2 separate regions of the Homo sapiens genome follow, and region 2 is linked to region 1. The links are chromatin contacts, found by Hi-C or POLR2A ChIA-PET in ENCODE. All regions are on one chromosome and are shown on one strand. The core of a region is the stretch at or near the end of the contact, and the rest is flanking DNA. Distances in the headings are between cores, read along the strand shown.

Region 1 (3,267 bases), core at 368-2,867:
TAGAAACTTAACTATCATCTATGTACATACCACCGTATAGTTTGCAAGTGATTTTCACATATGTTATGGCATTCATTCTTACCCAGAGCCGTAAGGTGAAAAGCATACAGGCAGGTTAGATTTACGGTATGTTTACCAACTTCTAATTTCCAGATGATGACAGGGCTAAAGTTATTCATTCCTTTCCTAAAATACATATTCCTCCTGAATAATTGAAATTGCCATAAATTACTACATCTTAAACTATACCTTTTCTTTCTTTAAAGATGTATTTACTTGGAATATTACTTGGTTTAAAAGGCAAGAATTGTCAAAGCACAAGTGGGACTTTATTATAAATTCTTTTTTCTGATTTTACTACATATTTCTTCCCTTTAGGCCTCAATGTGTTCTGTTCTATTTATTCAAAATAGAAGTTTTATTTGTGGTACTACATAATTATAAAACAGTTAATATTGAAGAGGTGAAAGATCCTTTGTACCTCTGCTCCCATTTTCTCCCCGCATGCTCTCCGGTCTCACTGTCAGTAGCTGGGTGTTATACATACATACACATATGTATGTTTGTATGTACACACAGCCTGCTAGTGCTGGAGGCAGAACTGAGAGCCACCACCGTGCGCCTGGCACCAGAAGTGCAGCCACTGTTGTCAGTGCAAAGATCGTTTGGTTGATAGGTCAACTGTCATGGCTGTGGCCATCAGGATGTTCCTTGTTACCCACGCTGCTGTCAGTCCTGTGGCAACAGCTGCTGCTTTCCGTGCTGCTGATTCCTTGAAGTGTTACTGTTCTTCAGAGCCTTTTGAGAATGCCTTTAATTTGATTGTTCTTCTTAGAACAAATCACACAATACCACTATCATCCCTTGCTTTTATGTAGGATAGTGTGAATGACAGATACCATGTTGTCCTCCAAGCCACTACTCTCTTCTCATGGTCTGTGGCTTTCTTTGGATTAACCTGAACTCTTGCTGTAGAATGAATGTCCGTTCCCCAAGATCCCTGCCCCCTGGAGATTTCTAGGTGCTTTTGGTAAACAGGTCCTTGTCTGCCTTGACTCTGCTATTATCCTCAGTCATGTACAAAATCTCTATCTTTCCTGGAGTTGTCCCAGTGCAGACTCAGGCTAGGAGTCATGCTTCTGAAGAATAATGTATGAAAATGATTTTGAAAAAGGAGTGATTGACTAAGCGTTCATCTATTACCAAAGATAATTAGAACTATAGTAACACATGGAAAAATATCAGTGATCACTGGTCACTGATACTGATCATTGACATTTCTTACATAATATACTAAGTTATTATTACCAAATTTATAGCTAAGTCATTTTTTTTGCAGGCCTGCATAAGCATATTTAACTAAAAGTCTGTTGAATGAGACTTGCATAGTGCTTCCCCAGGTACCTGACCTAAGGCACCTGTGAGTCTGTGTGCTTACCAGGGGCCTTTCCATCATTGTTATGGGGCTGCCTAAGCAGTGGTAAGCCTTTGTTAAATGCAGACATGGAATGAGTCCTTCTGCAGCCCGTGTGGCCTCCTCTTAGCTGTGGGCCTGCCTCTTCCTGTTTTGGTTCCTCACTTCCGTTTAGAGTGACCCTGAAACCACATTCCAGCCCTATCTTCATTTCCTCTGCACAGGAGGTCGTATGGTCTTCTGTTCACAGTCAGACTTAAGACCCTTCCTATTTTCTTTAAGGACTGGTTGTTTTCTATTTGATGTTATTGTGCTGGTGATCCACAATGTATATTGTCAGAAAATAATACTTTGAAAGCTGTGGTAGCTAGAGGTCTGTGTAGGATAGAATAGACAATGGGTAGGAAGTATTAAGAATAAGCACCTTTTGGGCCAGGCGTGGTGTCTCACGTCTGTAATCCCAGCACATTGGGAGGCTGAGGCAGGTGGATCACCTGAGGTCAGGAGTTCAAGACCAGCCTGGCCAACGTGGCAAAACCCCGTCTCTACTAAAAATAGAAAAGTTAGCCAGGCGTGATGGCGCACACCTGTAATCTCAGCTACTCGGGAGGCTGAAGCAAGGAGAATCGCTTGACCCAGGGAGGCGGAGGTTGCAGTGAGCCGAGATTGTTCCATTGCACTCCAGTCCAGGCAACAAGAGCGAAACTCCCGTCTCAAAAAAAAAAAAAAAAAAAAAAAAAAAGAATAGGCACCTTTTGTTGTTCAATGGGTATAGTTTCAGTTTTGCAAGATGAAAAAATTCTGGATATCTGTTTCACAACCATGTGAATATGCTTAACACTGTTGAATGCTGTACACTTACAGATAGTTAATTTGATAAATTTTATGTTTTGTGTTTTTTACCACAAGAAAAAAACAACCATTTTTTTATGGAACATAGACTTAAAAGGTTAAGTACATACAGGGTTTTGGATTTTTTGTCTTTTTAATACTTGATTCTATTTACTCATCCTTTACTACAAGTTGGATCACTAGATTAGGGTTTTGGAAGGTTTAGCAGAGCAGAGAAGTATAGCAAACAGAATTCGTTCATTTAACATTTATTGAGCACTTCCTGGGTAGCAGGCCCTATGCTTTAAGTTGATAATTCAGAGAAATAAGGGACTTGACCCCCAGATGCCTCTTTTGTGGAAAGAACCGGAGAAGCCGTTTTAACATAAAGCAGGAAATCCTGAAAAATTTTATATGCCATTAACATTTTATTATTAAAGCATACAGACATACAGTCATACATCAAAGTTTCAAAACTTTTATTATGGAGAATTTAAAACATACACAGAAGTAAAGGAAGAATACCGTGAACCGCCTTGTGCCTGGCTCTAGCTGGCATCCACTCATAGCGTCTTTTGTTTCTTTATATCCCTCTCCCAGTCCATTTTTGGGGGTACATTCTTGTTCTTTTCATTTTATCTGTAAATATTTTAGTACTTTCACTGAAAGATAAGGGCTGTTTTTCTTAGAATGAATCACACAATACCACTATCATCCCAAAGTTATTTCACAGTTTTGTGTGTGTGTTTGTGTGTACTGTGATTTGTTTGCATCAGGATGTAAACAAGGTCTACACATTACATTCGGTTGATAGGTTTTCTTCAATATCTTTTAAGCTATAGGTTTTCCTTATTTTCTGTCTTATTGAAATGTTATTTACTGAAAAAATCATGCCGTTTATCTTGTGCACTTGCTCATACTATTATATATGAATTTTGCGAAATGATTTTTTTGCTTTGAAACAGTAGTGACCACTTATTCTTCACATAGATCCATTACTTAATCATGGGCATGCAAGATGT
Region 2 (3,267 bases), core at 295-2,794, 120 kb before region 1:
AATAATGGAACAAGGTTGGATTTTTGTATTGTGTCCTAGTTTAAATATGGCTTTCCGACATAGAGCTGTTTGATTATAGGTAAATTGTTCTACTTTAATTGGCTTTTGTTTACTCCTTTGTAGACGAGGGATTTCACTACCAACTTTGCAGGATTGTGATGGGGAGAGAATACGTAAAGACCCTTATCAACTATCTGGCACTTGAAGAATGGCAGATGATAATGATGATGATGTTGTAAAGAATGAATGACTTGGCCAGGTAATGGAGCTTCTGGTATTGGGAGGCAAGGCTTTAAACACACCTGCCTGACTCCACGGTCCATGCTGTCAATTCTCCAGTGTGAATGAAGTGGGCAGGCAAGGGTGAGAAACGCTAAGGTTTTTACTCAGTAAGTCTCCATCACAGGCCCTATTCTAGGCTCAGGAATGCAAAGATGATTACCATCATAGCTCTGTCCTCAAAGGTCTCCAATCTATTTAGCATTAAGCATATGTGGAGTTTCAGAAGGAACCAACGGCGAGACTGGTGAATCAATGCCCAGTGCCTCACCATACTCCCCCAGTGTATGCTCAATAGTTCGTTGAACTGTGGAGATAAGTTGGTGGGTAGGGTCTCAGAAGAATGAGAGAGGACAGGAGACACAGATTAGATGTTTAGTTTCATATTAGACTGGCTCCTCTGAGCCAGAAGTCGAGGATGAGTGAACCCGCAGTGGGAGTGAGATGACATTCTTTGTCAGCTGAGTAACCCACTTAGTGAAGGAGGTTCACGGAGTTGGAAAATCGGTAGGGGGAACGGAACGAGGCAGTGGGCTCCCATGTTAGGTTGAAAGGCAGGTGTTGGCTTGAAGCCAGTTACTGTTTACACCGCAGCTCAGCAGCTTGGAAACTGGAGCAGGAGGTGTGGCTGGGCTTACCCAACGCTGGGATTTGAGCCCAGGGTGCCTACTCCATTGCCTGGCCTACAGTTCTCAGTAAATTGTATGAGGACTACAGAAAGTTATCTGTTTTCGCCTTTGTCTTCAAGCAGGCACGGTAATGCCCCCATTTTCCAGATGAGGCAATTGAGGCCAGAAACATTAGGGGACGGTGAAGCCTAAAGCAGATTTGTTAGGACAGGCCGGCCCAAACGCACCAGGAGCGCCCCTCACTCTGGAGAGGCCACCGACTGGACAGCGTCTGCCTGTATCGCCTATCTCCAGCAAATCAGGCGCCTGGAAGAGGATCCCCGGTGGGTCTCACGGAGGGCGGCTCCGGCTTCAACCCCGCCGTTCCCAGCAGGCCATGCGGCTGCCCTCCAGACGCCCGCGTGGGCACGAGTCAGGGGTCCAGTGTTGCTAGTAATAAAAGATCAACATCCGGGCCTCGTAACTCACAACCTCCAGCGAATGCCAAGAAGGCCCCAGGGCCCTGGCGCCCCGGCAACCGCCCACGTCCGGGGGCCAGGCCTGCCCCCGCCCGCGCTGATTGGAGGGCAGCGAAAGCGCCGTCCAGCGATTGGTAGGTGGTGTCACAAAGGGGCGGGGCGCGGCGGCAGCGGAGCGTTGTCGGCCAGTGCCTTCCGTGAAGTTGCTCGCCGGGTCGTTGGGCCCTGTCGACCTGTAGGCGGGCGAGCGAGCCAGCGGACAAGACTGCGGGTGAGGCTGAGCTAGCGAGCGGCCGGCAGGGGGGGCGCCCGGGCTGCGAGCCGCTGAGCCCAGCCGCGCTGCCGCCGCCGGCCGTCGTGGGGCCGGAATGGCGCAAGGCCGGAGTGGCGCGGGCGCTCGGCGCTGGGCTGCCGGGTAGAGTCCTGTCCCCGCCCCTCGCCTTGCGGCCTGACGCCGGCCGCTGCTGCCCGGGGACCGGAGCGGCGGGCCGCCTTTGCCCAGGACACACGCTCTGGCGTTTGTTCCTTTGGGCGTGACGCCAGCTTCAACGGGTACGCGGCTTTCCCGACGGGTGCTGATCTCCGAGTCGCTGTTGTCACGCGGACTGCTGTCCTCCAGATTCAGGCCGGTGGGTCTGGGGAGCCCGGATTGGTCTTGGAGGAGCAACGGCTGCGCAGGTGACTCGGTGGCCTCAAGTGTGTAGGTACCTGGATGGCGCGAGGAGATGCTGGCTCTGAAATACTTCCCAATTCCGCTTGCAGATGAACTCCGGACTAGAGTTTAGGCTACAGACAAGTTAGGCGGTTGATGTGATTCTGTAGCTCGTATTTCGAACTTTAGGGATGTTTTGATGTATCAGTAAATGTAGATCTGTGTCACAGTTTTAATGGCAGCTTCACATTCCGGATATCTTTATGTTGGGGAAAATGTTTCAAAGGTAACTGCTCTTCTGTAGCTAAGCTTCTTTAGAGCAGAGGTTGGAGAAAATTCTGAGTTACTGAAATTACGTATTCAGCGCTATTGCCTGTTTACCTTTAACTTCCATTTCATCCTTGGAGTTGTGTTTTTAGAAACTTTTCAGAAGAAATGAGAGAAATGCTTTGGGAATTGATTTTTTTTTTTTTTTTAAGTTCTAGGGTACATGTGCACAACGTGCAGGTTTGGTACATAGCTATACATGTGCCATGTTGGTTTTCTGCACCGACTAACTCGTCATTTATATTGCGTATTTCTCTTAATGCTATCCCTCCCCCCATCTCACTCCCCACGACAGGCCCCAGTGTGTGATGTTCCCCTCCCTGTGTCCAAGTGTTCTCATTGTTGAGTTCCCATCTATGAGTGAGAACATGGCGGTGTTTGGTTTTCTGTCCTTGTGACAGTTTGCTGAGAATGATGGTTTCCAGCTTCATCCATGTCCATGCAAAGGACATGAACTCATCCTTTTTTTATGGCTGCATAGTATTCCATGGTGTATATGTGCCACATATTCTTAATCCACTCTATCACTGATGGACATTTGGGTTGGTTCCAAGTCTTTGCTGTTGTGAATTGTGCCACAGTAAACATACGTGTGCATGTGTCTTTATAGTGGCATGATTTATAATCCTTTGGGTATATACCCAGTAATGGGATCGCTGGGTCAAATGGTATTTCTAGTTCTAGATCCTTGAGGAATTGCCACACTGTTTTCCACAACGGTTGAACTAATTTACAGTCCCACCAACAGTGTAAAAGTGTTCCTATTTCTACACATCCTCTCCAGCATCTGTTGTTTCCTAACTTTCTAATGATCGCCATTCTAACTGGTGTGAGATGGTATCTCACTGTGGTTTTGATTTGCATTTTTCTGATGACCAGTGATGATGAGTGTTTTTTCATGTGTCTGTTGGCTGCATAAATA

The links. A loop is a pair of places that touch in the nucleus more often than their neighbours do. ChIA-PET counts read pairs that join two places held with the same protein, here RNA polymerase II (POLR2A). Pooled maps may share reads with other maps.
Region 2: a map of Caco-2 shows a loop between it and region 1 (3-fold over the local background). The contact joins the promoter of ZFAND4 here to the enhancer-like site in region 1. A Hi-C loop is called at or near these places in 1 of 168 maps with a recorded cell type or tissue (Caco-2), 1 of 37 single-sample maps with no recorded cell type and 8 of 50 pooled maps. POLR2A ChIA-PET finds 5 or more read pairs at or near these places in 2 of 52 experiments (BJ and GM10248).

What each region holds. Positions count from the first base shown.
Region 1 is chr10:45,556,006-45,559,272 of GRCh38, reverse strand. It overlaps a transcript of MARCHF8 not described here. Among named protein-coding and RNA genes, the nearest start is that of MARCHF8, 22 kb to the right of the region's middle. RefSeq lists an enhancer at 1-1,839. Within about 2 kb of position 1,617, at least 8 of the 41 ENCODE cell types and tissues checked have a DNase peak (open chromatin) inside an H3K27ac peak, as active enhancers do.
Region 2 is chr10:45,671,049-45,674,315 of GRCh38, reverse strand. ZFAND4 (zinc finger AN1-type containing 4) reads left to right here and starts at 1,544. Exons shown (of 10, transcript NM_174890.4): 1 at 1,544-2,066. RefSeq lists a silencer at 1,242-1,961.